2 separate regions of the Homo sapiens genome follow, and region 1 is linked to region 2. Evidence: read pairs that join two places in POLR2A ChIA-PET (ENCODE). Cell type or tissue: OCI-LY7. All regions are shown on one strand. Each heading gives the region's core, and the rest is flanking DNA. Links, peaks and the distances in the headings are about the cores only. Region 1 overlaps PKN1 (protein kinase N1). Region 2 has its middle 8.1 kb from the start of LINC01841.

Region 1 (16,243 bases), core at 7,620-11,619, 62 kb before region 2:
GGGTGGATTACCTGAGGTCAGGAGTTTGAGACCAGCCTGACCAACATGGTGAAACCCTCTCTACTAAAAATACAAAAATTAGCTGGGCACAGTGACGCATGCCTGTAATCCCAGCTACTGAGGAGGCTGAGGCAGGAGAATCACTTGAACCCCGGAGGCGGTGGTTGCAGTAAGCCAAGATTGCGCCATTGCTCTCCAGCCTGGGTGACAGAGTGAGACTCTAAGTCATTAAAAAAAAATAATAATACTGTCATACCCGTGTTGACACACCTCATTCCCCAATGAACAGTCACCAGGTTACACAGTCAACCAGGCATGGTGACACTCATGGACATCTGGACAACCACAGCATACTACATTTACACAGACGGTGTCAGTCACAAAGACACTGTTAAGAGACTCAATGTTTGTCTCCTACCAAATTCCTATGTTGAACCCCTAATCCCCAGTGGGATGGCACTTGGACTTCTCCAAGTGCCTTTGGGAGGTAATTAGGGTTAGAGGAGGTCATGGAGGGAGGGCCATCATGATGCGATTAGCGCGCTTATTGGAGGAGGAAGAAGCTGGGTGCAGTGGTCCACGCCTGTAATCCCAGCACTTTAGGAGGCTGAGGCAGGAGGATCACCTGAGGCCAGGAGTTTGAGACCAGCCTGGGCACCATAGAGAGACCTTGTCTCTACTAAAAATAAAAAATAAATTAGCGAGGCATGGTGGCGTGTGCCTGTAGTCCCAGCTATTAGAAGGCTGAACGAGGAGGATCACTTGAGCCCAGAAAGTCGAGGCTGCAGTGAGCTGTGATCACGCCACTGCACTCCAGCCTGGGTGACAGACCAAGACCCTGTCTCAAAAAACTAATAATGAAAAATAAGAAGAGGAAGAGACACTAAGGCTCTTTCTCCCTGTGAGGGAGCAGTAAGAAGGAAGCCATCTGTAAGCCAGGAAGAGCGCCCTCACCAGGAACCGACCATGCTGGTACCCTGATCTGGGACTGCCAGTCTCTGGAACTGTGAAAAACATAAATGTCTGTTGTTTAAGCCACTCAGCCTATGGGACTTTGTTATGGCGGCCCAAGGAGAGTAAGGCAGGCACTGTCGCACTGACACTGTCACACTGTCGCCCACAGGGACACATGGCATTACCACTTTGTCACCAGCGTAGGCACACTATCACCAGAGGAACACATACTCTGTCACAAAGATGTAGTCACCCTGCCACATAGAGACACTGTCATGAGTCAGACTCTGTTACACAGACACGGCCCTGTCATCTTGGGCACAGGGACACCATTATAGGGGCAGAGAAACACAGTCACAGACACAAATGCATTTATGCCCAAGCACAGGGTCAAGAAAAGGGGCACAGGCCAGGCATAGTGGCTCACGCCTATAATCTCAACACTTTGGGAGGGTAAGGCAGGAGGATCACTTGAGGTCAGGAGTTTGAGACCAGCCTGGGCAAGACCTAGTCTCTACAAAAAAAAAATTTCTTTTAATAAGCTGGGTGTGGTGGCACACGCCTATGGTCCCAGCTACTCAGCAGGATTGCTTGAGCCCAGAAGGTCAAGCCTGCAGTGAGTTATGATCGCGCCATTGCATTCCAGCCTGGGCAACAGAGCAAGACCCTGTCTAAACAAAAAAAGTGTGTCAGCCAGGCACGGTGGCTCATGCCTGTAATCCCAGCACTTTGGGAGGCCAAGGCAGGCGGATCACGAGGTCAGGAGATCGAGACCATCCTGGCTAACATGGTGAAACCCCGTCTCTACTAAAAATACAAAAAATTGGTAGGGCGTGGTGGCTCAAGTCTGTAATCCCAGCGCTTCAGGAGGCCAAGGCAGGCGGATCATGAGATCAGGAGATCGAGACCATCCTGGCTAACATGGTGAAACCCCGTCTCTACTAAAAATACAAAAAAATTAGCCAGGCGTGGTGGCAGGTGCCCGTAGTCCCAGCTACTTGGGAGGCTGAGGCAGGAGAATGGCATGAACCCAGGAGGCGGAGCTTTCAGTGAGCCGAGATCACACCACTGCACTCCAGCCTGGGCGACAGAGCAGGACTCCGTCTCAAAAAAAAATACAAAATTTAGCCGGGTGTGGTGGTGGGCGCCTATAGTCCCAGCTACTCAGGAGGCTGAGGCAGGAGAATGGCGTGAACCCGGGAGGCAGAGGTTGCAGTGAGCAGAGATTGTGCCACTGCATTCCAGCCTGGGCAACAGAGCGAGACTCCATCTAAAAAAAAAAACAAAAAAAAAAAGTGTGTCCCTGCAGTGTGTGTCAGTGCGACGGTGCACGTGATTGTGTGCCTGTACTGTGGATATCCACATGGACTTCACAGTGACTATGTGTGATGGTAGGATCACACATTCCTTTGTCTCTGGGTGTTGTCGCAAGGATGGGTGACTGGATGACTTTATTCCTAAAAGTCCCAGTGACTGATAAAGCGCCATGTGGCAGCAGGTCTAGGGGTGACAGTGAGACTGTGTGTTTTTTTGTGTGTGTTTTTTTGAGACAGAGTCTCACTCTGTTGCCCAGGCTGGAGTGCAGTGGGGCGACCTTGGGTTACTGCAACCTCCGCCTCCCGGATTCAAGTGATTCTCCTGCCTCAGCCTCCTGAGTAGCTGGGACTACAGCTGCGTGCCACCACGCCCAGCTGATTTTTGCATTTTTAGTAGAGACAGGGTTTCATCATGTTGGCCAGGCTGATCTCGAAATCCTGACCTCGAATGATCCGCCCGCCTCGGTTTCCAAAGTGCTGGGATTACAGGCGTCAGCCACTGCACCCAGCCGAGACTGTGTTTATAAGGCAACATACCTGTGACTATCAACTTCCTTGGAACTGTGTCTGTGTTATTGGTGTCCAGGTGAGTGACACATGTGGACACAGTGTGACTGTGAGTGTCTGACTCTCTGTGACCAAGTGCCAGGGTCATTATTCAGAATAGTCAGGCAGTCAAAAACATAGTAAATGAATGGGCGTGGCTGGGTACCAATAAAACTTTATTGACAAAAAAAAGACAATGGATAGATTTGGTCTGAAGGTGGTAATTTACCAACCCCTGATGTAATCCAAACTTTGCATGGGACAAAATGGGAAGCTCTGGCCCAGAGAGGGTCAGGAATGTGTTGAAGTCTCACAGTGGGTCACAGGACCCACCTCCCTGCCCCAGAAAGGGACTCATTATGGAGCTGGAGGCTGAGCCCTGCAAGGCGAGATGCAGGCTAAGCTGCCTGGAAGCAAGGGACTCACCTTGGGTGTCATCCGGGGCTGCCTGGTTCTCCAGCTGGCCGGCCTGCAGCGCCCGGCGGAGTTGCATGCGGATGATGTCAATCTTGGTCTTACTGTCCTGCAACATCTGCTGGGCTGTCAGCAGCAGCTTCCGGTCCTGGAGGCAGAGACAGTCTGAGAGAGGAAGGCTAGGTGGTTGGGGTCTAGCCACACCATGCAGGTCCTAGGTGACTGTGGCAGAGTGTTCACATGTGGATGTAACAACATGCATTTGCAGGCCAGGCACGGTGGCTCATGCCTGTAATCCCCGCACTTTGGGAGGCTGAGGCGGGTGGACTGCTGAGCTCAGGAGTTAAAGACCAGCCTGGGCAACATGGCAAGACCTTGTCTCCACAAAAAAATGCAAAAATTAGCTGGGCGTGGTGGTGTGCACCTGTGGTCCTAGCTACTCAGGGGGCTGAGGTGGGAAGATCACTCAAGCCCAGGAGTTGGAGGCTGCATTGAACTGAGATTGCATCACTGCCCTCCAGCCTGGGAAACAGAGCAAGACCCTGTCTCAAAATAAATAAATAAGTAAATAAATGTACTTCCATGCATTCCTGGATACAGTGGCATGATGTAGTCCATGGAGTCCTCAGCCTCCTGAGTAGCTGGGATTACAGGCGCCCACCACCATGCCCAGCTTTTTTTTTTTTTTTTTTGAGACATAATCTCGCTCTGTCACCCAGGCTGGAGTGCAGTGGTGTGATCTCAGCTCACTGCAACCTCTGCCTCCCAGGTTCAAGCGATTCTCCTGCCTCAGCCTCCCGAGTAGCTGGGATTACAGGCATGTGCCACCACGCCCGGCTAATTTTTGTATTTTTTTAGTAGAGCTCGGGTTTCACCATGTTGGCCATGCTGGTCTTGAACTCCTGACTTCAAGTGATCCGCCTGCCTCAGCCTCCCAAAGTGCTGGGATCCGCGCCTGGCCTACTCTATTCATTTTCACTGGGTCAGTATTACCCCCAGGGCGGGGGGCAGAAATTCTTAGGGGGTGAGAAACTCTTATTCTTTTTTTGTATAACGCTCAGATACATGTAAAAGATATACAATTGATCTAGGTTTTAAATTTTCATAGAATGGTGTTCAAATACTTGTACACAGGTGTTCATAGCAAAACTACTCACAATCGCTAAAAAGGTGGAAACAACCAAATGTCCACCAATTGATAAATGGGGCGCAGTGGCTCACATCCGTAATCCCAGCACTTTGGGAGGCCAAGGCAGGAGGAATGCTTGAGCCCAGGAGTTCGAGTCCAGCCTGGGCAACACAGACCCCTGTCTCAATAAAAATAAAAATAAATTAAATAAATAAAATAATGTTAGGCCAGGCAAGGTGGCTCACATCTGTAATCCCAGCACTTTGGGAGGCCAAGGTGGGCAGATCACCTGAGGTCAGGAGTTCGAGACTCGCCTGGCCAATATGGTGAAACTCCATCTCTACTAAAAATACAAAAATTAGCGGGACGTGGTGGCATGCGCCTGTAATCCCAGGTACTTGGGATGCTGAGGCACGAGAATCGCTTGAACCCAGGAGGCGGAGGTTGTAGTGAGCCGAGATCACGCCACTGCACTCCATCCTGGGCGACAGAGTGAGACTCTGTCTCAAAAAATAAATAAAATAGTGTCATTAAAAAAATCCATGCAGTCTGTCCTCCCATGTGACATTCACGTGGAAGGACATGCGCACACCAGCCTGTGGGTCTGGACATTAATCCTCTAGCTGTAGGTTGGCCTGTGCTTGTGGTGTCAGAATTTCTGGGTGTTGATAGAGACCTGTGTGTTCCTGGGACTGATTGGCAGGACGGGGGATGTGTGTGTGTCTGTGCACCAGTCTCTGGGTATGAATGTAAGAGTGTGTGTGTGTGTCCAGATGTGGCTGTGGTGGGATTCTCCATGTGTTGCTAGATGTTGTTACCACTGTGTGTCTCTAGATGTTATGACAGCATGTGTGTGTGTGTGTCTAGATGTTATGATGGTGTGTGTGTGTCAAGGTATGACATGACTGTGTGTGCTTGTAACAGGACACACCGTCAGCAGTGAGAGGCGGCATGTTGCCCTGACTGTGGATGGGCCTGAGGCTCTGCAGGGGACTGTGGGAGGAGGGGAGACAATTTGCCACGTCTGTCTGACATCACCCATAGTCATGCTTCCCATATGCCCCCATGAGCTGCCTGTGCCTTAGTCCTGACACCAAGTTACACCCATCAGCCAGTATGTCCCCAATCCAAAGGCTCCCAGCCTCCCATGGGGGCAGCTGTAGGCTGCACCCTATGCCCCCAGCCTGTGATCTGCTCACAGGCATGTGCATACATGTGCGGTGTGTGTGCAGATACACGGGTGGGTGTGTACGTGTGGGTGTGTACATGTGCATGTGCATTGCAAATGTGTATGCAGGTGCAGGTGCACAGGCAGGTGTGTGTGCATGTGCAGGTGTGTGTGCACATGGGGGGTGTATGTACACATGCTGGTATACACACATGTGGGTGTGTGCAAGTATGCATGCACGTGCAGCTGTGTGTGCACGTTCAAGGGTGTGTACACATGCAGGTGTGTGCACGTGTGGTGGGTGTATGCATATGTGTGTACACATTTGCAGGGGTGTGTACACATGTGGGTGAGCGTGTATGCACGCAGGTAGGTGTGTGCATGTACAGATGTGGGAGTACATGCCAGTGAGTGTGTGCACATACAGGTGTGGGTGCACACTTGAGTGGGTGTGTGTACACGTGGACAGGTGTGTACACATGCGGATGGGTGTGCACGTGTGGGGTGTGCATGCGCAGGTGTGGGTGCACATTTGAGTGGGCGTGTGCACACAGGGACACATGTGTACACATGCAGGTAGGTGTGCACATGTGGGTGGACTGTACGCACACAGGTGTGGTGTGTGTACACAGTGTGTGTGCACGTGCTGCCTCACCTTGGTGCTGCCATTGCTGTAGGTCTGGATCATGTTCTCCGCCCCCTGCTTCACCTTCAGCTCAATGGCCAACTGCTTCTCCAGGCCCGCCACGCGGCTCAGGTTGGTGGCCGAGCAGGTGGGGCCACCCGCACCAGGGGACTGGGGGCCATCTGGAGGCGACAGGTGGGAGAGAGTCACCACGCATCCTCACCTCGGCCTGCCTGGGAGGCTTCATCCTCAGCCCAGCCTGGGCATTGCCCCTGGGGCATGGAGGAGGGGGAGCTGGGGGCCAGCAGACAGGCAGGCAGGGGGACACCAGGGCCCAGCAGTCTACCCACCCACCCTCCCAGGGAAACCCCTCGGGGCTGGGGCAGAACCCAGGATGAATGAGTGCAGGCGAGCACCCAGGTGTGTTAGTGTGTCCTTGGTGCTGGGTCCACTGCATTTGAGAGGCCCATGAGTAACTACGTACATGGCTTGTGTGAGCCTATGGGTGTGGGAGTGGTGCCATCTGTGAGCTGCAGGGTGTTGGCATGGCTGAGTGTGTGTTTCCCTAGGTGTTAGTGTAACTCTGTGAGACGCCATGTGTTAGAATGACTGTCTGAGATTGTGGGTGTTGGGAGATGCTCTGCGTACATCTCTGACTGTTGCTACAACTGTGAGTTCAGATCTCCAGGTTGGTATGACTGAGTCTCCGGGTGTTGGCACATCCGGATGCATGTGTCTGCATGAGTCTCTGGAGAGTGGTGTGATGCTTGAGGGGACCCTGGGTGCAGAAATGACTGAGGCCGGGCGCAGTGGCTCACACCTATAATCCCAGCACTTTGGGAGGCCGAGGCAGGCGGATTGCTTGAAGTCAGGAGTTAAATACCACCCTGGCCAACATGGCAAAATCCCGTCTCTACTAAAAATGCAAAAATTAGCCAGGCGTGGTGGCTCATGCCTATAATCCCAGCTACTTGGGAGGCTGGAGCAGGAAAATCACTTGAACCTGGGAGGTGGAGGTTGCAGTGAGCCGAGATCGTGCTATTGCACTTCAGCCTGGGTGACAAGAGCAAAACTCTGTCCTTCCCCACCAAAAAAAATTCAAGCTGCTGAGTGAGGTGGCTCACACCTGTAATCCCAGCATTCTGGGAGGCACATCACCTGAGGTGGGTGGATCAGTTGAGGTCAGGAGTTTGAGACCAGCCTGGCCAACATGGTGAAATCCCATCTCTACTAAAAATACAAACATTAGCCGGGCGTGGTGGTGCAAGCCTATAGTCCCAGCTACTCAGGAGGCTGAGGCAGGAGAATCACTTGAACCTGGGAGGTGGAGGTTGCAGTGAGCTGAGATTGCACCACTGCTCTCCAGCCTGGGTGATGGAGCAAGACTCCATCTCAAAAAGAAAAAAAATGTTAAAACCAATAAAAATGTTTTAAATTAAAAAACAGGCTGGGTGCAATGGCTCACGCCTGTATTCCCAGCATTTGGGAGGCCAAAGCAGGAGGATCACTTGAAGCCAGGAGTTCTAGCCAAGCCCTGGCGGCATACCAAGACCCTTTCTCTACAAAAAAAAAAAAAAAAAAAAAAATTAAATTAGCCAGGCATGGTGGTGTATGCCTTTAGTCCCAGCTACTTGGAAGGCTGAGGTGGGAGGATTGTTTGAGCCCAGGAAATTGAGGCTATAGTGAGCTTTGATCACACCACTGTACTCCAGCCTGGGTGACAAGGCAAGATCCTGTCTCCAAACAAAAACAAAAATAAACAGTCTTTGGTTATCATCCATGTAACTGTGGGAGTTTCTGGGTATTCGTGTGACAGTGTGCACATCCTTGAGTGTTGCCTGGGGTGTTGGCGTGGCTGTGTCTGGAGGTATTCGTGTGACAGTATGTGCACCCTTGGGTGTTGCCTGGGTGTTGGTGTGGCTGTTTTTTTAGGTGTTTGTGTGACTGCATGCACATCCTTGAATGTTGCCTGGGTGTTGGCGTGGCTGTGTCTAGAGGTATTCATGTGACAGCATGCACGGTCTTGAGTGTTACCGGGTGCTGGTGTGGCTGTATGCACCTCTCTGGGTGTTGGTGGCTACGGGGGTCATGGCATGCATCTCCCTGGGGGTCCGTGGAGATGGGTTAACCTGGCTCTGGAGACCATGGGTGAGCCAGTGAGCAGTGGAATCCCTGGAGTCCCGCATCCCCAGAGGCATCCCAGCTCACCGTGGGTGGCCGCCGGGTCGGGAAGCACCACGTGGGCGTGCAGCTCCTGCAGCTGCTGGTGCAGCAGGTCGAGGCGGCGCGAGGAGCCCCGCAGCAGCAGCTCTACGGGGCCCAGGCTGCGGCCCAGGTCAGTGGTGGCCCGCCGCAGGTTCTCAGCACCCTCCTTCAGCTTCAGCTCCTTGCGGATTTCCCGCCGCAGCCGCTCCCGCTCCAGCTCCAGCTGCTGCTGTACCCCGGGGGCCGCCAGGTCTGCCCCGGCCAGGCCCAGCTGCTCTAGCAGGGACCAGCTGCGAGGCTCACTCTGCGGAGGACAGAACAGGGTCAGTGGAGCTAGGAGAACTCCAGGTGCAGACCACATGCAGCCAGCCTGGCCCAGCCTCTGCCCTGGACTGGGGCTCCCAAGACAGGGCCTGCTCTACCTCCTCTGACTCCCAAAACTGGAAGGTGACGAGGCCTTGCCACTGCTTCCTGACCTCCCCAAACTGGGAGGTCTCAAGAGCAGGGCCTTGTCACCCCCACCACCACAGCGTCCCCCACATTAAGGGGGTCTCAAGAATAAGATCTGTCTCCCTTCTGCTGCCTCCCCCAAACTAGAGGGTCCCAAGGGAAGATTCCTTCTTTTCTCTGCTGCTCCCCGAAACTAAGAGGGCCCAAGGGCAGGCCCTGTCTTCTCTCTGCTGTACCCCTAAAACTACAGGGTCCTGAGGACAGGCCCCATCTTCCCTCACTTGTACCCTGAAACTATGGCATCCCGAGGGCAGGCCTCATCTTTCCTTGGCTACACCCCCAAAACTAGGGTATCCCAAGGGCAGGCCAAGTCTTCTCTCTGCTGTACCCCCAAACTATGGGGTCTTGAAGACCCTCATCTGCTCTTCTCCTATGTTCAACAACTGGGACCCTAAAGAACAGAGCCCGGTCTCCTTCCTTCTGTCTCTCCCCAATCTGGGAGCCCCGAAGGGCACTGGATACTCTCATCCTCCAGAGAGAGAACTCTGAGGCCAGTGCCCCATCTCCTCTCCTTGTTCCCAAACTGAGAAGTACCCGGGGAAGGACTACTGGCCTGTGCCACTTGGGGCCCCCTTCTGCCTGCCCCCACAGGGACCCTGGACCCCACCTCCAGCTCCTGCTCCGAGGGGTTATTGGCCTCCGCCATCCTGGGTCCGGGCTGAGGGCCCCGCCCTCTTCCTGAACCTCAGCCCCACCAGGGCCTCTCGGCTGCCACTTCCTCTTTCCTGTCAACTCCCAGCACCCCTCGCGCGGGGCCAACTCCAGGGCATCTAAGGGACCTCCTGTTCCTCTAGATGAAACCCAGGGACAGTCCTTGCTCCCTGTCCCTAGAGAATGTCCAAGGTGCAGGCAGTTTGTACATTCACACACTCATGGTGTATCCATGAGGGGACGCAGGCTCCGAGGGCTGACTTGAGTGTGCACTAACTTTCAAATACATATGTGGATATGCACAGAACACAGGCTCACAAATGTTTGCACGCTTTCTTTTTCTTTCCTTTTTTTTTTTTTTTTTTTTTTTTTGAGACAGAGTCTCCCTTTGTGTTGCCCAGGCTGGAGTGCACTGGTGTGATCTTGGCTCACTGCAACCTCCGCCTCCCAGGTTCAAGCAATTCTCTTGCCTCAGCCTCCCAAGTAGCTGGGATTACAGGCATGTGCCGCCACGCCCAGCTAATTTTTGTATTTTTAGTAGAGACAGGGTTTCACCATGTTGGCCAGGCTGGTCTCGAACTCCTGACCTCAGGTGATCCGCCCCCCTCAGCCTCCCAAAGTGCTGGGATTACTGGACGTGAGCTACCGCGCCTGGCCTGTGTTTGCACAGTTATGGCTGCAGGTGTGTGCCTGCAACACAGGCTCACATGTGTGCACACTCCCATGCCTGTGTGTGTGGATGAAACAAAGATCCACACACAGGTGCACACTTCTACACCTGCAGGTGTGTGCCTGGAAAATGGGCTCACAGTGTACCCATTCCCATGCCTACCACATATGCACTTATTTGCAAACACATACAAGTGCTTATGAGCTTCCCTCTAGAACCCATACAAGACACACTCCCACCTGCCCGAGAGGGCATGGCCCACATGCTCATGCGTGTGCACATGCTCACACACATATGCACGCTCCCCGAGGCCCCTGCAGCACATCCATGCTCCCACAGACCTCCAGCCCTGCGACTACCTGCATATGTCCCTCCAGACTCTCCCAGCCACCCCTTGTCCCCGGCTTCCCCTTCAGGGTCAGAACAGCCACTTCTTCAGAGGTGAGGCCCCTTTCCTGCAGACGGGCCCTCCCAACTTCCTGCTTCCTCTCAGTCCAGTCGCCAACTGTTATTGACCATAGCTGAGAGGCCCGGGGTCCCAGCCAGCCCAGTGGCACCTCCCTCAGGCCAACACAATTAGGGGACAGCACTGGGGGACTGGGATAAGAATTTCCAAAACCAGGCCGGGCACGGTGCCTCACGCCTATAATCCCAGCATTTTGGGAGGCCGAGGTGGGTGGATCACCTGAGGTCGGGAGGTCGAGACCAGCCTGACCAACATGGAGAAACCCCGTCTCTACTGAAAAAAAAAAAAAAATACAAAATTAGTCGGGTTTGGTGGTGCATGCCTATAATCCCAGCTACTTGGGAGGCTGAAGCAGAATCACTTGAACCCAGGAGGCAGAGGTCGAGGTGAGCCAAGATCGTGCCATTGCACGCCAGAGCGAAACTCCGTCTCAAAAAAAAAAAGAATTTCCAATTTCCAAAATCACGCCGGGCGTGGTGGCTCACATCTGTAATCCCAGCACTTTGGGAGGATGAGCGAGGCAGATCACGTGAGGTCAGGAGTTCAAGACCAGCCTGGCCAACATGATGAAACCCCGTCTCTACTAAAAATATGAAAATTAGCCAGGCATGGTGGCACGTGCTTGTAATCCCAGCTGCTTGGGAGGCTAAGCATGAGAATCGCTTGAACCCAGGAGGTGGAGATTGCAGTGAGTCGAGATCACACCACTGCACTCCAGCCTGGGCGACAGAGTGAGACTCTATCTCAAAAAAAAAAAAAAAAAAAAAGAATGCCCCAAATCAGCAGCCTACAAAACCACTTGCTAAGCACACAGTAACATTCAAGAACAACTTATGATGGCATTACTTCCTGATAAGCTCATCATAAGTTGCAAATATCATAAGTCAAAAATGCATTTAATATATCTTACCTACCAAACATCATAGCTCACCCTGGCCTACCTTAAATGTGCTCAGAACACTTACCCAAGCCTATAGTTGGGCAAAAACGTCTAACACAAAGCTATTTTACAGTAAAGTTGAATATCTCATGTAACTTTTTTTCTTTTTTTTGAGACAGGGTCTTACTCTGTTGCCCAGGCTGGAGTGCAGTGGTGTGATCATGGCTCCCTGCAGTGTCTACCTCCTGGGCTCAAACAGTCCTCCCAGCTCAGCCTCCCGAGCAGCTGGGACTACAGGCATACGCCACCACACCTGGCTAATTTTTGTATTTTTCATAGACATGGGGTCTCACTATGTTGCCCAGGCTGATCTCGAACTCTTGGCCTCAAGTAATCCTCCTGCCTCGGCCTCCAAAAGTGCTGGGATTACAGGTGTGAGTCACTGCCCCGTGGCCAGGGCCTTGATTTAAAACAAGAGCACCCAGATTCCAAATGCTGGCTAGGAAATGGCCCCCTGGGGTTATCTCCTTCAGCTGGGAGCATCCATTTCACAGACAAGGAATGTTATCCTTGGCTCGTGACTGATCTCAAGCGCAGCTGCCCCCAGGGAGGAATGCCACAGACCAAGTGTATCACTCCCACCATCTTCCCAACCCTCACTACAAATCTTGAGCAGCTGCCAAGAACTCCCCACTTCACAGGTGAGGAAACTGAGGCTCAAGGAAGTCACAGTAGTATGTTTTGTTCGTTGGTTTGAGACAGAGTCTTGCTCTTTCGCCTAGGCTGGAGTGCAGTGGTGCAATCTCGGCTCACTGCAATCTCCACCTTCCGGGTTCAAGCAATTCCCCTGCCTCAGCCTCCTGAGTAGTTGGGACTACAGGCACGTGCCACTGCGCCTAGCTAATGTTTTGTATTTTTAGTAGAGACGGGGTTTCACATGTTGGCCAGGCTGGTCTCAAACTCCTGACTTCAAGCAATCAGCCAGCCTCGGCCTCCCAAAGTTCTGGGATTACAAGTGTGAGGCACTGTGCCTGGCCAGTAACAGTTTTCCATTGAGGGGAGATTTTCTCCCCATACCCGGGGACATGCGGCAACATCCGGAGACATTTTTGGTTGTCCTGACTGTGGGTAAGGAGGTGACTTCTATCAGGGTGAGGCCAGGGATGCCACTCAACGCCCTGCAGTGCACAGGACAGCCTCTACTGCAAAGAATGACCCAGCCCTGAATGTCAGTAGTGCTAAGGCTGAGAAGCCTACGGTTAAGGGTCATAGATTTGGCCAGGTGTGGTGGTTCACGTCTGTAATCCCAGCGCTTTGGGAGGCTGAGGCAGGAGCAGTGCTTGAGGTCAGGAATTGGAGATAAGTCTGGGCAACACAGCAAGACCTACAAAAATCTCTACAAAAAATAAAAAAGTATTGGCCAGGTGTGGTGGCTCTCTCTGCCTGTGATCCTAGCACTTTAGGAGGCCAAGGCCGGAGGACTGCTTGAGCTCAGGAGTTCGAGACCAGCCTGGGCAATAACGGTGAGACCCCATCTCTACAAAAAATGTAAGAATTAGCCAGGTGTGATGGCATGTGCCTGCAGTCTCAACTACTTGGGAGCCTGAGGTGGGAAGCTGGCTTGAGCCCAGGAGGCAGAGGTTCCAGTGAGCCGAGATCACACCATCACACTCCAGCCTGGCCAACAGAGCCAGGCTTTGTCTCAAAAAAGAAAAAAAGAGGCCAGGCGCGGTGGCTCATGCCTATAATCCCACCACTTTGGGAGGCCGAGGCAGGCAGATCACGAGGTCAGGAGATCTAGACCATCCTGGCTAACAAGGTGAAACCCTGTCTCTACTAAAAACACAAAAAAATCAGCCGGGCATGGTGGCGGGCGTTTGTAGTCCCAGCTACTTGGGAGGCTGAGGCAGGAGAATGGCGTGAACCCAGGAGGCAGAATTTGCAGTAAGCCGAGATCAAGCCACTGCACTCTAGCCTAGGCGACAGAGCGAGACTCCATCACAAAAAAAAAAGGAAAAGAAAAAAAGAAAGGCTGGGGGCAGTGGCTCACACCTGTAATCCCAGCACTTTGGGAGGCCTAGGCGGGCAGGTTACTTTGAGCTCAAGATTTCAAGACCAGCCTGGGCAACATGGCGAAACCCTGACTCTACTAAAAATACAAAAATTAGCCAGGCGTGGTGGTGTGCACCTGTAGTCCCAGCTACTCAGGAGGCTGGGGTGGGAGAACGGCTTGAGTCTAGGAGGCAGAGATCATGCCGCTGCACTCCAGCCTGGGTGACAGAGTGAGACCCCAGTCTCAATTTAAAAAAATAAAGAAAAAAAAATTAGCCAGGTGTGGTGGTGCATGCCTGTAGTCCTGTAGATCAGGTGTTTGAGGCTGCAGTGAACAAGAATCTCGTCACTGCATTCCAGCCTGGGTAACAGAGCGAGACCCTGTCTCTACAAAAGTAAAAGGAAATTAGCCAGGCATGTTGGTCTGTGCCTTTTGTCCCAGCTACTTGGGAGGCTGAGGCAGGAAGATCACTTGAGCCCCGGAAATTGGAAATCGAGGCTGCGGTGACATAGGATCGCACCACTGTACTCCAGCCTGGGTGACAGAGCAAGACTCTCTCCTCTAAAATAAATAAATATAAATCAGTAAATCAATCAATAAGGACACAGATTCACACCCTGAGCTGCTGACCAGGACGCTTACCAGTAACGACTTCACAGCAGCCCTGCCTGCCAAGTGCTGGCAAGGTCTCGGTCTCTCTCTCTCCCATGAACACCCTCTTAGTCCCATTTTTCCTAGGTCAGAACCGAGGCTCAGAGAGGCGAAGGCACTGGGCCCAGGACACACAGCGAGGAAGTGTCAGCGCTGGAATTTAAGCCCAGGCTCACCAAATACCACCCTCGCTCAGAAGGCCCCACCCCATCCCCAGCAGGCAGAGGGAGGACACAGCCAAGAGCGGGGCCAGCTCAACTGGGGAAGTCCAGGCAGAGAGGAGAGGTGGCCTCCCTCAGCCCCACCTCCAGCAGCTGAGGTCTGTAATGCACAGAGGGAGGGAGGCTGGGCTCCTGGGTTCTCCTCCCCTGAGTGACTCACTTCTACCCAAGGCACAGGGGTCACCTGAGGGCCAGCAAGGCAAACCCAGGACTCAGGGCCCTGGCCTGGCCTGTCCTATGGAGAACCCCTGCTCCTCCGCTGCCCACCATGGAGCGGAGACCTCAGACCCAGAGGACCTGCCTCCCATAATCCCCATCTTGCCAGAGCAGCCAGGGACCTAGACTCCCACATCCGGAGATTTCAATGCCTTGGGCGTTTCCGGAATCTGGACAGGACATCCGTTTGCAGGACACAGAACAGACAGGCACACGTTGGGACAGACAGAGGGACAGGGCAGCAGGCCCAAGCAACCATGAGAGAGGGATGACCAGGAGCGGGGAAGAGACTGGGGAGGAGATGGGAAGGGGGGACCAGGGCGTGGGTCCAGCCTCGTTGCAGGAATCACAGCCTGTCTGGGTCATGTGTGGGATGCGCCAAGCGCATGCATGCACCCGGGGATTCCTACACAGCCCTCCCTGGGCCGGGGGTAGAGGCAGGGACCCCGGCCCATCCCGGCCTTGAGGTCTGACCTTGTGTGATCGGCAACACCAGATACGCCCAGCTCCTCGGCAAGGCCGGCAGGCCATCAGCAGGACTGGGAAGGCGGGAGGGACCGGGGGTTACCGGGGAGACACAAAGGGGCCGGGGGCAGGTGCAGAAGGAGACGAGAACCCAGTTACACAACAACCACAGGACAATGAACTGGATGGTGAGGTGCTAATGGGGACACTGAGGCACAGACATTTCTCAGATTTGGGTCACTTGAACCAAAGAAGGTTGGCAGTCACCCTGGCCGTGCTTGTCACAGACGGGGAAGATGAGTCCAGGTCAGTGATCCCCACCAGGTGGCACAAGGGGAATCTGGCTGGGCGGGAGGCTGGTGCCAGTCACGTGTGTGTGTTAGCAGGGTGGGGGTGACCCAGCCATGCCCAGCCACCATGCAAAAAAGTAGGATTCTATATATGGGAGCATCCCTGGCCTGTTGACTGAGACACTCCCCACCCAGGAGAAGGTTCCACCTGACAGCCCAAGGGTGGGAGTGGGGGTCCCCATTCCCCCGACCTAATGCAGTGACTCGGGTACTTCCGCCAACAGGTGCCAATCTGGGTGGCGTCTGGAACATCATAAAGCTGTCTAGAGGCGGGGGTGGCTGGAGCTTTGTTATGCGGGGGAAGGGCACGGGCCGGGCCCAGCAGCCTCCTCCCCTCCCAGGGCACTGCGCCAGGCACGTGCCCCAGGTGGAGCGGCACCTGCCGGGTACCCAACCCTGGGGAGGGGGATGAGTTTGGGGGCGGACGAGAGGCACTGGGACGCCCAGCCAGCCACAGACACCCGAAGTAGAGCCTCCGCCGCGCCCCTTCTAGTTCTCCAGGAGAGGCCGAGTTTGAGGGTGTAGCAGGGGTTGCCTCCGGGATCGCCCCCAAACCAGCCCAGTCCACATCGCCACCTGCCGAGAAGGGGGCCTCGCTGGCTCCACAGTCCCGGCCCAGGGAGGGGGCGCCGGGCGCTCCGGAGGCCCCCGCCCTTGCCATCGTCACCCGAGTCCCGTTCCGGGGGCTGGGGGGGCTCCCCCGGCAGCGCGCGGGCGGGGTCCGCCGGCGCCGTCCGGTCGCCCCGGGACTCC
Region 2 (15,737 bases), core at 175-4,174:
AGGAGCTGGGACTGCAGCTGTGCACCATCACGCCTGGCTAGTTTTTTCTTAAGTTTTTTTTTTTTTTTTTTTAAGACAAGCTCTCGCTATGCTGCCAAGAAAATGCTATTATTTATAGAGCACTTAGTCTGCACCAGGCCTGGTCATAAGTTTGTTTTTTTTTTAATCTATTTTAACTCATTTACTCCTCAAAACATCTGCAATGATGTTGTCATTCCCATTTGACAGAGGAGGAAACTGAGGCACAAGTGACCTACCCAGCTGAGAAGATCCATAGGCGGGCAGCCCAGCCCCAGAGTCCCTACAATGAGCCCAGGGGAAAGTCTCTACTGGGCACTAACATGTCTTTAGCGCCTCCGTGACCCTGAGGCTTAGCAGGCGTCTGTGTCCAGCCAGAATTCAAGGACTTGGTTTTGAGTTCCTTATATTCACATTTATTTTTAGGTTTCCCTACTATTTGGGGCAATGAGGAGGGTTTTTCAGTGAGGATGCCGAAATCAAGTCTCCTTGTTACATGAATAAATTCAAGATGCAGAAGTGATGAATGCTAAGCAAAATATAGTTCAATTGTTCAAAGGGGGAGATTGCAGCGATGGGGAAAAAAAGTCACTAATCACTGAAGTCACAGAACTATTGTCCTGGGAATAATCAAACATCCCCAGTCCTAGAATTTACCCCTTCCTGTCCTGGGCTCCTGTGGGGGTGGCCTGGGCTGTGGGGGAGGGGAATGAACACCAGCAGAAGCTGGAAGGAGAGAGGGCCAGACCAGCTCTGGAGGGATTTTGCCCTTTTTTTCTCAGAAAGTCAGAAACTCCAGCTAGAACCCCAGGGCTCAACGTCCCTTCTCTGCAGATCAGATGGGCACGTCAGACAGCTGGTGTCTGCAGAATCTCAGGGAGGCAGGAGGCGCTTCCTGATGCCAGGGATTGTCCCTACACCCCTTCATAGTGATCATCGACACTTTTTTATTTTATTTTATTTTATTTTACTTTATGTTAGAGATAGAGTCTGCTGTTGCCCAGGCTGGAGTGCAATGGCACGATCATAGCTCATTCCAGCCTCAAACTGCTGGGCTCCAGCGATCCTCCCACCTCAGCCTCCCGAGTAGCTGGGATTCCAGGTGAGCACAACCAGGTCCTCATTTTTTAATTTTTATTTATTTATTTTCATTATTATTATTTTTTGAGACAGAGTCTCTCCGTAGCCCAGGCTGGAGTGCAGTGGCACGATCTCGGCTCACTGCAGCCTCCGCCTTCCAGATTCAAGCGATTCTCCTGCCTCAGCCTCCCAAGCAGCTGGGGTTACAGGCATGCACCACCATACCTGGATAGTTTTTTGTATTTTTAGTAGAGATGAAGTTTCATCATGTTGGCCAGGCTGGTCTCGAACTCCTGACCTCAAATGATCCACGCGCCTCAGCCTCCCAAAGCGTTGGGATTACAGGCGTGAGTCACCATTCCTGGCGGCTTTCTTGAGTCTCTCCAATACTTCTCACCATCTCCCTTCTTCCCTTGCAACAATCTGCCCTCGAGCCGCATTAGGCTGTCAGCCCCCTGAGTGACTTTTGTCTTTTTCTCTGCAGAGCACCAGCACAGAGCCTGTGCTGAGTGGGGCCCTATATGGTAAACCATGCAAATTAGTAGTACTCCTGCCACTCCACTCCGCTGCCGCCCAGCTAAAGGAAGCCTCCTTCAGCCTCGCTGATCTGGTCCCTGCCGGGGCGTCTGCCTATGTTTCTCCACTTTCTCTTTGTCCTGAAGTCTCAGTCCTGCTGACCTATTTTGCAGCTTCTGGACAACCTCATGACTTTTGTTCTGCAATGATGAGGGGCGGGAACATGGTCCTCATTTGTCAAAAGGGAAACTGGCACCTGGGCGTTTTGAGCCACTGGCCCCAGGTTGCTCAGCTCAGAAGTAACCCAAGATTGCCTGTAATCCCAGCTGCTTGGGCAGCTGAGGCAGGAGAATTGCTTGAGCCCAGGAGACGTAGATTGCTGTGAGCTGAGATCGTGAGATCGTGAGGTCGCGCCACTGCACTCCAGCCCGGGCAACAGAGCAAGACTCCATCTCAAAAAAAAGAAAAAAAAAAAAAGAAGCAACCCAAGATTATCCAACCAACAATAATAATTATTATAGTATAATAATAATTATATAATATAATTATTATAGTATAATAATAATTATATAATATAATTATTATAGTATAAAATAATTATATTATATAATTATTATAGTATGATAATAATTATATAATAGAATTATTATGTATAATAATTATTATATAATATAATTATAGTATAATAATTATTATATAATATAATTATTATATAATCTAAGAATTATAGTCATATAATAATAATTATATAATCTAAGAATTATAATCGTATAATTATATAATCTAATAATTATTATAATCGTATAATAATTATAATATATAATATGTAACATTATAATATATTATATAATATAGTAATAATTATATTATATAATATAATAATTATTATAATATAATTATAATAATTATATTATATAATATAATAATAATAATTATATTATATAATATAATAATTATTATAATATAATTATAATATATTAGTATAATTTTTTTTGAGACGGAGTTTCACTCTTATTGCCCAGGCTGGAGTCCAATGGTGCGATCTCGACTCACTGCACCCTCCACCTCCTGGGTTCAAGTGATTCTCCTGCCTCAGCCTCCCGAGTAAGCTGGGATTACAGGCATCTGACACCGCACCCGGCTAATTCTTTTTTTTTTTTTTTTTTTTGTATTTTTAGTAGAGATGGGATTTCTCCATGTTAGTCAGACTGGTCTCGAACTCCCGACCTCAGGTGATCCGACTGCCTCGGCCTCCCAAACTGTTGGGATTACAGGCGTGAGCCACCACGCCCAGCCTAATTTATTATTATTATTTTAGAGACAGGGTCTCTGTTGCCCAGGCTGGAACTCAGTGGCACAATTATGGCTTGAGGCAGACTGCACCTCCTGGACTCATGCCACCCTCCCGCCTCAGCCTCCCAAGTAGCTGGGAATACAGGCACGTGCCGCCATGCCTGGCTAACTTTTTTTACTTTTTTTTTTTTTTTTTTAGATGGAGTTTCGCTCTTGTTGCCCAGGCTGGAGTGCAGTGGCGCGATCTTGGTTCACTGCAACCTCCGCCTCCCGGGTTCAAGCGATTCTCCTGCCTCAGCCTCCTGAGTAAGCTGGGATTACAGGCGCCTGCCACCGCACCAGGCTAATTTTTTTGTATTTTTGATAGAGACGGGGTTTCCCCATGTTGGCCAGGCTGGTCTCGAACTCCTGACCTCAGGTGATCCACCCTCCTCAGCCTCCAAAAGTACTGGGATTACAGGCATAAGCCACCACGCCCAGAGCTCCCTTTTGGGCTGTGTGGTCTCAGGCAGGTGATGTGGCCTTTCCGGGCCTCAGTTTCCCGATCTGTGAAATGGTCAGAACTTCTCCAGGTGCCCGTGAGGACCAGACTGGAGGGAACGCATTGCAGAAGTGTAGGTGGGCATGGACGCTCAATAAACAACAGGAGCCGCGGTTAGGATGATCCCAGAGCGGGGTGAACTGTCTCTTTGCTGCCCTCTGCAACAGGGAGGGACACCAGGAGACCCCAACGCCCCACTCCCCGGCTTCTTATGCCGCCAGCCCTTGCCCAGCACCCGCACAAGCCTGGGCTGAGGCGGGGGGTCAGATGGGGTCTCCGGGTGGAGGGGGGCATAACAGGATGCCCCCTGGCTGGGAGACAATGGCAGAGGAAGGGGCCGGGCAGCCCCCACACGGATGAGCCCCGCAGCTGGCTCCAGGAGGGCGGCGCAGCTATTGTGAGACCAGACAGCTGTCCCTGTGCCAGGAAGCCCCAGAGAACGGGAAAGAGGGTGGGAAGCCCGCTGGCCAACCCTGATCCCCCACCGGGGGCAGGTCCCACTATGGTCTGTTTGTCTCCTCCAGCAGGCTGAACACCTGGGTTTCCGGGAGCCTGGCCTGTCAGTGTGCACCTGGCCCAGGGGGCCCTCACTGCAGACCCCATCTGGCCCCACTGACATCTCCCTAACTCCTTGCTCCCTACTCATCCCAGCCTGGCCTGGGGATTTTGGAGGCTGCACTGATCTGGGCTGTATTTATAGTTCCCTGGTGCTGCTGAGCCAGCTTCTAAATATAGAAGTCCAGCTATTTGGGGCCTCGGCCCTGGAGCAGAGTGGGGAAGAGCCAGTCCTGCACATGTGTGCCTCCCCGCCCATCCCAGAGACCACCCAGGCCTCTTAGTCTCCTGGGGTCTGGGCTGCAGGGGTCTCTGGTGCTGAAGGGAAGTCCAGGAGGAGCCCAAACATAAAGAGGGCAGAAGCGAGAGGCCGCGATGGCTCAGAGGGACAAGGCAACGAGGCCCCGTGCTCCGGGGCTGAGGGGGAGTGCATGTGTTTGCGACCTGGGGTGCCAGCACCTGGTTCCTCTTCTTCCTCCTTGGCCCCATGACCCACTGTGGGAAGGAAGGGGGGTTGATCTGTCAGCTCAGTGTTCTCAGCTTCTAGGAAATGAAGCCCTTCAGGAAGCAGCAGAGGCACCCCCAAACCCCAAACAAACTCTAGCACCTAGTAACCCACTTCCCCTTCCCCATGGACACTGAGTTCACTGGTTGCCCTGGCAGGGGGCGGGTGACGTGGGGTGGGGGGGCGGGGTTATAAATAGATGGTATATAAGCAACCTCGAGGATAGCTGAGCAGAAGTGGCCGAAGCAGAAGTGGGGTCCTCATGGGCAGCTGGGCCCAAAAGTGTCCCCAGTCTTGGCCCCTCCCAGAGATCACCAAGATTTGGGGCAGTAAGGAGGAAGAAAAGGGTGAAATGCTTAAAAGGGCATCATTAATCCTTCAAAGCAATCTATGAACATGATGGTCATTAAGTCATTAATAAAACCCTAGCACTTCCTCAGCGGTAACTTTATAAAGCACTTGGAATATTATACAGCTGTGAAAAAATAACTCCAGGGGTGTGCAATTTTTTGAGGGGGGGCAGGGGACAGAGTCTTGCTCTGTTGCCCGAACTAGAGTGCAGTGGCGAGATCTCGGCTCACTGCAACCTCCGCCTCCTGAGTTCAAGCAATTCTCCTGCCTCAACCTCCCTAGAAGCTGGGATTACAGGCACACGCCACCACGCCTGGCTAATTTTTGTATTTTTAGTAGAGATGGAGTTTCACCATGTTGGCTAGGCTGGTCTCGATCTCCTGACCCTCAAGTGATCCGCCCACCTCAGCCTCCCAAAATGCTGGGGTTACAGGTGCATGCCACCATGCCTAGCCACACCTCTTTCTTCAATTTAAAAACTTAGTGAAGTCAGGAGAAAAAAATCTTAAATTGCAGCGTGACAGATTCCACAGTAGAATCTTGAAAAAGTCTCCAAAGCCCCATAGGAAAAAGCCACCTTGCGAAAAAGCTCAGACACAAAGATCATAAAACGAGATTTGGTTTCAGGATACAAACATATGCAAGAAGACTTTGAAAAATAAACAAGGCGGCCGGGCTCAGTGGCTCACCCCTGTAACCTCCCAGCACTTTGGGAGACTGAGGCGGGCGGATCACCTGAGGTCAAGAGTTCAAGACCAGCCTGGCCAACACGGTGAAACCCCATCTCTACTAAAAGTATGAAAGTTAGCCAGGTGTGGTGGCAGGCACCTGTAATCCCAGCTACTCAGGAGCCTGAGGTCAGAAAATCACTTGAACCCAGGAGGCGGAGGTTGCAGTGAGCTGAGATAGCGCCACCGCACTCCAGCCTGGGTGACAGAGCAAGACTCCGTGTCAAAAAAAAACAATAATAATAAAATAAATAAATAAATAAAAATAAACAAGGCTGGGCCAGGCGCAGTGGCTCATGCCTATAATCCCAGCTACTTGGGGAGGCCAAGGTGGGAGGATCGCTTGAGCCCAGGAGTTCGAGACCATCCTGGGCAACATAGTGAGACCCCCATCTCTCCAAAAATACAAATAAAAAATTTGCCAGGTGTGGTGACTCGCACCTGTAGTCCCAGCTACTCAGGAGGCTGAAGTGGGAGGATGGCTTGAGGCCAGGAATTCGAGGCAGCAGTGAGCTGTGATCACGCCACTGCACTCCAGCCTGGGTGACAGAGCAAGACTCTGTCTCAAAAAAAAAAAAAAAATTAAGTAACTGAGCAAAGGAATAAGGGGCAAAGAATATTCGGAGTGGTGGTAATCAGCAAGATAAACATGGGAGCATGGGAACAAGGTCATATCTCAGTTCTTGGTGAAGAGGGAGGCTCATGGGTATGCCTTCCTTCCCTTTTATTTTTTAATTTACATATTTTCTTGCAAAGTAAAATTCTTTATTCCCGCAAATTGTGAATAATACACACAGAAGTTTCCAGGTATAAACGTTTCCTAAAATGATGGCTGTTTTGTGTGTGTGTGTGTGTGTGTTTTTGAGACAGAGTCTCTTGCTCTGTCGACAGACTGGAGTGTGGAGTGCAGTGGCACAATCTCGGCTCACTGCAACCTCCGCCCCCCGGTTCAAGCCATTCTCCTGCCTCAGCCTCCCAAGTGGCTGGGATTACAGGCGCGCACCACCACGCCCGGCTAATTTTTTTGTATTTTTAGTAGAGATGGGCATGGATCACTGCACCCAGCCAAAATGATGGCTGTTTAACATAACGCCATGTAACGCAGGCATGTGGTGTTTTGCGGTTATATTCAGACGTGATTTTATCAGAGACCAAAGCAAAAACAGAGAATTCTGAAAAGAGTTTGTATCAAGGAAGATAAAATGCGCCAGGGAGAGTGGCTCATGCCTGTGATCTCAGCGCTTTGGGAGGCTGAGGCGGGAGGATCCCTTGAGCCCAGGAATTCTAGACCAGCCTGGGCAACATGGTAAAACCCAGTCTCTACAAAAAATGCAAAAATTAGCCAGGAGTGGTGGCACGTGCCTGTAATCCCAGCTGCTCAGGGGGCTGAGGTGGGAGAATCTCTTGAGCCTGGGAGTTTGAGGTTGCAGTGAGCTATGATCTCACCACTGCACTCCAGCCTGGGCCACAGAGTGAGACTCTGTCTCAGTAAATAAGTAAGTAAAATAAAGCTGATCATGGATAGACCGATGGTCCCAAGAATTGCATTGTTTCATTTATTCTATAAACCTGAGGCTCTATACAAATATTTAAAAAAGAATTTTAAAATGTTTAAAGGTTTTAAGGAGAAGCGTTTAGAGGAAGCAAAGGAGAGTAGGGTGGGGGAGGGGAACAGCTCAGGGGTGGCTGTGGGGGTGGGGAACTGGTGGCAGCCAACAAGAAGCCCTGAGCTGGGAACGCTGTGTGACACTTGGTGGCATTTTTGTCACTTTCTTGCAGCTCTCAGTGTCTTCCCCATTTTGCAAAGTCTTCTGAGCGGGGTGGTGCTGATGTCCCGATAAGGATGGGGTCAGGCTTCTGGGGGGCACTGTGAGGACGGGGGTCTCAGAATCCTTCCCTTGACTTTCGATGGGTGGGGAAGGCCAGGGGAGGAAGGGGGCTTATTCAGGCTGGGTGCCCACCCGGGTCAACCCCTCCGCATGCCTCTGGGCCTCTTCTGTTGTGGGCTTGTGGGTTCCCGAGAAATAGGGCCACAGATGGCACTGACGGTCCCAGCCAGTCCCAGAAAGAAGCGATGGGAAAGCATTGGTGAGAATCAACCCATCCCCAGGGCTCTGTCCCTTGGATGGAGGTCTCCCTTTCACTTCTTTCCAGGCATAGAAAACAGTTTGCGGCTCCTCAAAAAGTTACGTGTAGAGTGACCCTGTGATCCAGCCATTCTGCTCCTGAGTATACACCTGAGAAAACTGAAGGCAGACACTCAAATGGATACTTATGTTTATTTTATTTTTTGAGATGGAGTCTCACTCTTGTCCAGGCTGGAGTGCAGTGGCGCGATCTCAGCTCATTGCAACCTCCACCTCCTGGGTTCAAGTGATTCTCCTGCCTCAGCCTCCCGAGTAGCTGAGATTACAGGCACCCACCACCATGCCCGGCTAATTTTTGTATTTTAGTAGAGAGAGGGTTGCACCGTGTTGGTCAGGCTGGTCTCAAACTCCTGACCTCAAATGATCTGCCCACCTCAGCCTCCCAAAGCGCTGGGATTCCAGGCATGAGCCACTGTGCCTGACCTCAAACAGATACTTATACACCCATGTTCATAGCAGCACGGTTCACAATTACCATAAAAAGCGATTTTTAATTCAACCATAAAAAGGAACGAGGCTCTGATCCATGCTACAGGGTGGATGAACCTTGAAAACATGATACTGAGTGAGAGAAGCCAGACACAGAAGGTCACATAGTGCACGATTCCATTTATATGAAATGTCCAGAATAGGCAAATTCATAGCCAGAAAACAGATTGGTGGTTGCCAGGGGCTGGGGAGGAGGAATGAGGAATGAGTGGTAATGAGGACGGGGTTTCCTTTTGCGGTGTTGAAAACATTCTGGAACTAGATAGAGGTGATGGTTGCTCAACGTAGTGAATGTACTAAATGGCGCTGAACCATGCACTTTAAAAGGGTCTATTTTATGTCATGTCAATCTCACCTCCATAAAAAAAAAAAACAAAAACAAAAAAAAAAAACAGGCCGGGTGCAGTGGCTCATGCCTGTATTCCCAGCACTTTGGGAGACCGAGGCAGGAAGATTGCTTGAGTCCAGCAGTTCAAGAGCAGCCTGGGCTACATATCGAGACCTCATCTCTACAAAAACTCCACAAATTAGCTGGGCATGGTAGTGTGCACCTGTAGTCTCAGCAACTTGGGAGGCAGAGGTGGGAGGATCACTTGAGCCTAGGAGGCAGAGGTGGCAGTGAGCCGAAATCGCACCACTGCACTGCAGCCAGGGTGACAGAGTGAGACTCTGTCTCAAAAAAATAAAATAAAATAAATACATAAATAAAATAGACCAGGCATGGTGGCTTATGCTTGTAATCCTAGCACTTTGGAAGGCTGAGGTAGGTGGATTACTTGAGGTCAGGCGTTTGAGACCAGTCTGGCCAACATGGTGAAATCCTGCCTCTACTAAAAGTGCAAAAATTAGCCGGGCATGGTGGCGCATGCCTGTAATCCCAGCTACTCAGGAGGCTGAGGCAGGAGAATTGCTTGAACCTGGGAGGCAGAGAGGTTGCAGTGAGCCGAGATGACGCCACTGCTCTCCAGCTTGGGCGACAGAGCGAAACTCTGTCTCAAAAAAAAAAAAAAAAAAAAAAAGAAGTCTGAGTTTTTCACAGCTATATCTCTGACACCTCTAAACACTTCAGTCGTCGCTTTCGGTTTTTAATTTCCTTCCCCATTTTTTTTCTTTACTTTTTTATAATGAGACAGGGGTCTCATTATGTTGCCCAGGCTGGTCTTGGACTCCTGAGCTCTAGCGATCCTCCCGCCTCTGCCTCCCAAACTGTTGGGATTACAGGCGTGAGCCACTGCGCCTGGCCTATTTCTTTCCCTTTTTGTCTCCTTTCAATTTTTTTTTTTAAACAAAAAGAGCAGTCTCTTTGATCCAGAGCTTCACTGGAGGGTGAGGCTGTGGATCCCAGGGTCCTGCGAGTGAGCGACTCATTATATTCTACGCCTGGGCACCTCCCTCTCCCTACCCTAGTCCCGGCTCTTGAGGCTTCAACCAGGCGACAGCAGGAAGCAAGTTTAATTTCACCCCCACCCCTACAAATATAGGTCCTTTTGCTGTTGCTTTCTACTTATGGAAATGGCCCTGGTTTCCTTTTGTTTCCTTTTGTGGTGGTGGCATAAAAGTTCCTTCCCAAATAAATTCATTTAAGTTTTTTTTTTTTTTTTAAAGGAAAAGCAAGTTGATTGAAGGAAAAATCTGTGGTCCGGGGAGATGTTCCAAATCCTGGAGGTGGAGAGGAATGAATGACGTTTGTGGCTTGCAGATCAACTCCCCGCAGCGGGCGTGACGTTGTCACAGCCAAAATTGTCCTCCACGCGCTGCTACGGTGAGTCAGGGGGAGAGGGGCCCCTCTGGGCAGACGGCAAAAGCCATTTTTGAGTGTACAAGGAGGCATTTTTCTGACAGCATTTCCTGTCGGTACCCTCCTATCTAGGGGCAAAAGTGTCACTGGGGCTTTCTGGGGCCTTTGGTGTGGGTCTTAGTGACAAAGTTCAGTGGCAATCTGGCATTCCCCTAGTGGAATTGTCACTCCCACGACAGCCTCTCATGCCCAGCTTCTGTCCGGCCCGAGGAGCCAGCTCTGGGCTGCCTGCTATCCACGAGGTCAGGCGGCCCTGACATTGGCAAGGAGATTGACACCCACACTCTGTGCTTCCTTTGAAACAGAGTTGTTAAAATTCCAGGCCAGACAAATGTCCAATAGGCCTATGAAAAGATACTCAAAGTCACCAATCATTAGGGAAATGCAAATCAAAACCACAGGCCAGGTGCGGTGGCTCACGCCTGTAATTCCAGCACTTTGGGAGGCCGAGGTGGGAGGATCACTTGAGGCCAGGAGTTTGAGACCAGCCTGGGCAACATAGCAAGACTCCATCTCTATAAATAAATGAATAAACAAATAAAAACCACAGTGAGATACTACCTAACACCCATTAGGATGGCTACTATCAAAAAAACAGAAAATAGGTTAGAAGTGGTAGCTCACAACTGTTATCCCAATGCTTTGGGAGGCCAAGGAGAGAGGATCAGTTGGGCCAGGAGTTCAAGACCAGCCTGGGCAACAAAGGAAGACTTCATTTCTAAAAATATTTAAAAATTAGCTGAGCATGGTGGCATGCACCTGTAGTCCCAACTACTTGGGAGGCCGAGGCAAGAGGATCGCTTGATCCCAGGAGGTCAAGGCTGCAGTGAGCTATGATTGCACCATTGCACTCCAGCCTGGGCAACAGAGTGAGACCCTGTCCAAAAAAAAAAAAAAAAAAAAGCAAAACAAAACAAAACCCCATAAATTGAAACCATTGTGGGCTGCTGGTGACAATGTAAAATGGTGCAGCCACTGTGGAAAACAGTATGGAGAGTCCTAAAAAAATTAAACATAGAGGCCAGGCATGGTGGCTCATGCCTGTAATCCCAGCACTTTGAGAGGCCGAGGTGGGTGGACCATTTGAGGTCAGGAGTTTGAGACCAGCCTGGACAACAATACAAAGATTAGCCGGGTGTGGTGGCAGCTGCCTCTAATCCCAGCTACTCGAGAGGCTGAGGCAGGAGAATCGCTTGAACCCGGGAGGTGGAGGTTGCAGTGAGCGGAGATCGCGCCACTGCACTCCAGCCTGGGTGACAGAGCAAGACTCCATCTCAAAAAAAAAAAAAAAATTAAACATAGAATTGTCATATGATCCATCAATTCTACTTCTGCATAGACACCCGAATTGAAAGCAAAGTTCAAAGAGACATCTGTACACCTATGTTCACGGCAGCATTAGCTAAAATAGCCAAAAGTTGAAAGCAACCAGTCTCCATGGATAGATGAATGGATAAACAAAATGTGGTCTATCTATACAGTGGAATATTACTCAGCCTTAAAGAGGAAGGAAATTCTCGTACATATAACATGAATGCACCCTGAGGGCATTATGCTAAGTGAAATAAACCTGCCACAAAAGAACAAATACCGTATGATCACATTTACAGGAAGTAACTAAACTTGTCAAATTCATAGAAACAGAAAGTAGAATTGTGGTTTCCAGGAACTGGAGGGAGGAGGAACGGGGAGTTGTTTTGTGGATACAGTTTTAGTTTTGCAAGATGAAAAAGTTCTGGAGATGAATGATGGTGTCAGTGGCAACTATGAGAATTTATTTTTTCTGGTTTTTGTTTTGTTTTGTTTTGAGACGGGGTCTTACTCTGTTGCCCAGGCCGCAGTGCAGTGGCACAATCTGGGCTCACTGCAACCTCTGCCTCCTGGGTTCAAGTGATTCTCGTGCCTCAGCCTCCCAAGTAGCTGGGATTACAGGTGTGCACAACCATTCCTGGCTAATTTTTGTATTTTTAGTACAGCCAGGGTGTCACCATGTTGGCCAGGCTGGTCTCAAACTCCTGATCTCAGATGATCTGCCCACCTCAGCCTCCCAAAGTGCTGGGATTACACGTGTGAGCCACTGTGCCCAACTGAGAATTTTCTTTTCTTTTTGAGACTGAGTCTCACTCTGTTGCCCAGGCCGGAGTACAGTGGCTCAATCTTGGCTCTCTGCAACCTCTGTCTCCTGGGTTCAAGTGATTCTCTTGTCTCAGCCTCCCAGTAGCTGGGACTACAGGTTCACACCACCGTGCCTGGCCAATTTTTGTATTTTTAGGACAGACGGGGTTTCACCATATTGGTCAGGCTGGTCTTGAACTTCTGACTTCAAGTGATCTGTCCATCTCAGCCTCCCAAAGTGCTGGGATTACAGGCATGAGCCCCCACGCCCGGCCTGACAATTTTCTTAATGTAACTGAACTGTACACTTAAAATGGTTAAGATAGAACATTTCATGTCATGTGTATTTCACCACAAATTTTATCCAGGCTGAAGGACAGGCACGGTGGCTCGCTTTGGCAGGACGAGGCAGGAGGATCGCTTAAGGCCAGGAGTTCAAGACCAGCTAGGGCAACATAGCGAGACCCGCACCCCCATCTCTACAAAAAAAGTTTAAAAATTACCCAGGCCTGATGGCACATGACTCTGGTCCCAGCTACTCGGGAGGCTGAGGCAGGAGGATTGCTTGAGCCCAAGAGGTTGAGGCTGCAGCGAACTATATGGTTGCACCACTGTACTTCGGCGAGATCCTGTCTCAAAAAAAAAATCAAAAAAAAAAAAAAATCCAGTCTCAGAGGAGACTGGGGCAGGATTCCCATCCTGTGGGTCCTGGCAGGTGACCCCCATGTGTCCTCCATAGTAGGGGGTGATCAGGCCCTCCAAGAAGTCAATACCAATTATATCCCAAAGCCTCTTACATGTCTCCACCTGGACCTCCCTGTCTACCTCCAGACATACAGCTGCCCTCTGGACCTCACCCAGGGACACTGCTATGATCACTGAGCGATTCACCAATATTCCAGCTCTTTCTCCCTCCAGGTACAAGGTAGGAAGGCATTGCTCCACCCACTTGTGTGGCCACGTGACTTGCTCTGACCAATGGCATGTGAGCAGGTTTGACTTGTGTCACTTCTGGGCAGAGGCTTTAAGAGCTGCTGCAGAGCATGCTATATGTTCTTTTTCTTCTGCCTTGGCAACGGGCAACATGCCAGATGCTGGCTGAGTGAAAAGTGAAACCTCTGATGTTTTAAGCTCCTGAGATTTGGGGCTTAAAGTAGCTGGGACTACAGGTGTGTGCCACCATGCCTGGCTCATTTTTTTCCCTGGCTTGTTACTGCAGCAGAACTGAACCTGCCTTGAGTCCAGTGTGGCAGCAGAATCTGTAGATGTCACTCATCCAGTCCTGTCTTGTGCATGACGATGGTCTCATATCATTAAGCTGTAGGGCTGGAATGAGAGGCAAGGTGGATGCTTGACTTGGGAACAAAATTTCAGGGGGTGTCAAAGAACTCAAGAACTTTGTCCTGAACTCATAAATATTATTTTATTGTGATATTTTGTAAAAGTCAAGATTAATGCAAAACCATGATGAATAAAATGGTAACATTAAATCTATCTATCTATCTATCTATCTATCTATCTATCTATCTATCTATAGATATGTATATATATACACATAGGTCAGGCGCGGTGGCTCACACCTGTAATCCCAACACTTTGGGAAGCCGATGCAGGTGGATTGCTTGAGACCAGGAGTTCGAGACCAGCCTGGCCAACATGGTGAAACCCCATCTCTGCTAAAAGTACAAAAAATTAGCAGGTCGTGATACTGCACACCTGTAATTCCAGCTACTTGGAAGGCTGACGCACGAGAATCGCTTGAACCCAGGAGGCGGAGGTTGGAGTGAGTAGAGATCATACCACTGCACTGCACTCCAGCCTGGGCAACAGAATGAGACTCCATCTCAAAAAAAAAATATATGTATATATATATACACATATATGAGAGAGACAAGGTCTCACTCTGTCACCCAGGCTGGAGTGCAGTGGCACAATCATAGCTCACTGCAGCATTGACCTCCTGAGCACAAGCAATCCTCCCACCTCAGCCTCCCGAGTAGCTGGGACTACAGGTGTGCACCACCACACCCAGCTAATGCTTGAATTTTTATAGAGATGGGGTCTTGCTATGTTGCCCAGACTGGTCTTGAACTCCTGGGCTCAAGTGATCCCTCTGTCTCAGCCTCCCAAAGTGCTGAGATTATGGGCGTGAGCCACTGCTCCTGGCATACATTGTCCTAGTCTATTGTTAGAAGCAAGTTATTGGGTCCAGCTCACACTCGAGGGATCACACAGAGTGCAGACATCAGGAGGTGGGAATCATGGAGGAGTCTTGGAGCCTGTCTGCCTCACCTCCTCTCCTCTAGTATTCCTAGTTTTTTTTTTTTTTTCGAGATGGAGTTTTGCTCTTGTTGCTTAGACTGGAGTGCAATGGCAGGATCTCGGCTCGCTACAACCTCTGCCTCCCAGGTCCAGGTGATCCTCCTGTCTCAGCCTCCCAAGTAGCTGGGATTACAGGAGCCCCCTGCCACACCTGGCTAATTTTTGTATTTTTAGTAGAGATGGGGTTTCACCATGTTGGTCAGGCTGGTCTTGAACTCATGACCTCAAATGATCTGCCTGTCTGGGCCTCCCAAAGTGCTGGGGTTACAGGCATGAGCCACCAAGCCTGGCCTCTTTGCTGATTTTCATCTGTAACTTTCACTGTAATAAACCATAACTGGGAGTAACACCACTTTTCTGGGATCTATCAATCTCAGCAAATTATTGACCCTGAGGGTGGTCTCAGGGACCCCCGACACAAGCCCCATTTCCCAGCCACCATCTTTTGCAATCTCCATTGCCCTAGTCACCGAATGGCATATTCTTATCCATTTGCTATTTCCTGCCTCTCTCCTCTGGATCAAAGGCTCTGGAAGGTCGAAAACTCATCTGTCTTTCCCATGAAAGGCTGTAGAACAAAATGGTCAGGGGTCAAGTCCTGGCCCTGTCACTTTTTCATTGTTGCTGAGTCAAGGTCTCAGCCAGGGTGGAGTGCAGCAGTGCAGTCATAGCTTACTGCAGCCTTGAACTCCCGGGCTCAAGCAATCCTCCCACCTCAGCCTCCCTTGTGGCTGGGACTACAGTCACATGCCACCACAGCCAGCTATTTTTTTTCTTTTAAGACAGGGTGTCGCTCTGTCACCCAGGCTGGAGTGCAGTGGCATGATCTCGGCTCACTGCAACGTCTGCCTCCCAGGTTCAACTGATTCTCCTGCCTCAGCCTCCCGAGTAGCTGGAATTACAGGCATGCGCCACCACGCCTGGCTAATTTTTTTTTGTATTTTTAGTAGAGACGGGGTTTCACCATGTTGGCCAGGCTGGTCTTGAACTTCTGACCTCAGGTGATCCGCCTGCCTCGGCCTCCCAAAGTGCTGGGATTACAGGCTTGAGCCACCAAGCCCGGCCCCACACCCAGCTAATTTTTATTTTTTGAGACGGAGTCTTGCTTTGTTGCCCAGGCTGGAGTGCAGTGGCACGATCTCAGCTCACTGCAATCTCCACCTCCCAAGTTCAAGCGATTCTCCTGCCTCAGCCTCCGCAGTAGCTGGGATTACAGGCATCCGCCACTACGCCAGCTAATTTTTTTGTATTTTTAGTAGAGACGAGGTTTCATCTTGTT

The links. ChIA-PET counts read pairs that join two places held together with the same protein. Peaks named below come from ENCODE experiments on the same cell type or tissue, not always from the same donor. Only the 100,000 strongest peaks of a DNase experiment are listed, where the experiment ranks them.
Region 1: POLR2A ChIA-PET joins it to region 2 with 5 read pairs; 10 of 35 experiments call an interaction of 5 or more read pairs at or near these places.

What each region holds. Positions count from the first base shown.
Region 1 is chr19:14,433,561-14,449,803 of GRCh38, reverse strand. It overlaps PKN1 (protein kinase N1), which reads right to left. Exons shown (of 22, transcript NM_002741.5): 2 at 8,361-8,661; 3 at 6,183-6,334; 4 at 3,243-3,378. Among named protein-coding and RNA genes, the nearest start is that of PKN1, 8.4 kb to the right of the region's middle. RefSeq lists enhancers at 5,087-5,587, 9,567-9,686, 9,787-9,846, 14,413-14,707, 15,458-16,030 and 1 more and silencers at 15,769-15,878, 16,169-16,238. In OCI-LY7, for the core only: a CTCF peak has its summit at 10,778; a DNase peak (open chromatin) is centred at 9,583; H3K4me3 peaks cover 1,282 bases; H3K27ac peaks cover 2,161 bases.
Region 2 is chr19:14,364,191-14,379,927 of GRCh38, reverse strand. No RefSeq gene overlaps it. Among named protein-coding and RNA genes, the nearest start is that of LINC01841, 8.1 kb to the right of the region's middle. RefSeq lists enhancers at 9,066-9,135, 13,017-13,311 and a silencer at 13,065-13,154. In OCI-LY7, for the core only: no CTCF peak of the experiment used is centred there; DNase peaks (open chromatin) are centred at 1,897 and 3,987; H3K4me3 peaks cover 783 bases; H3K27ac peaks cover 2,566 bases.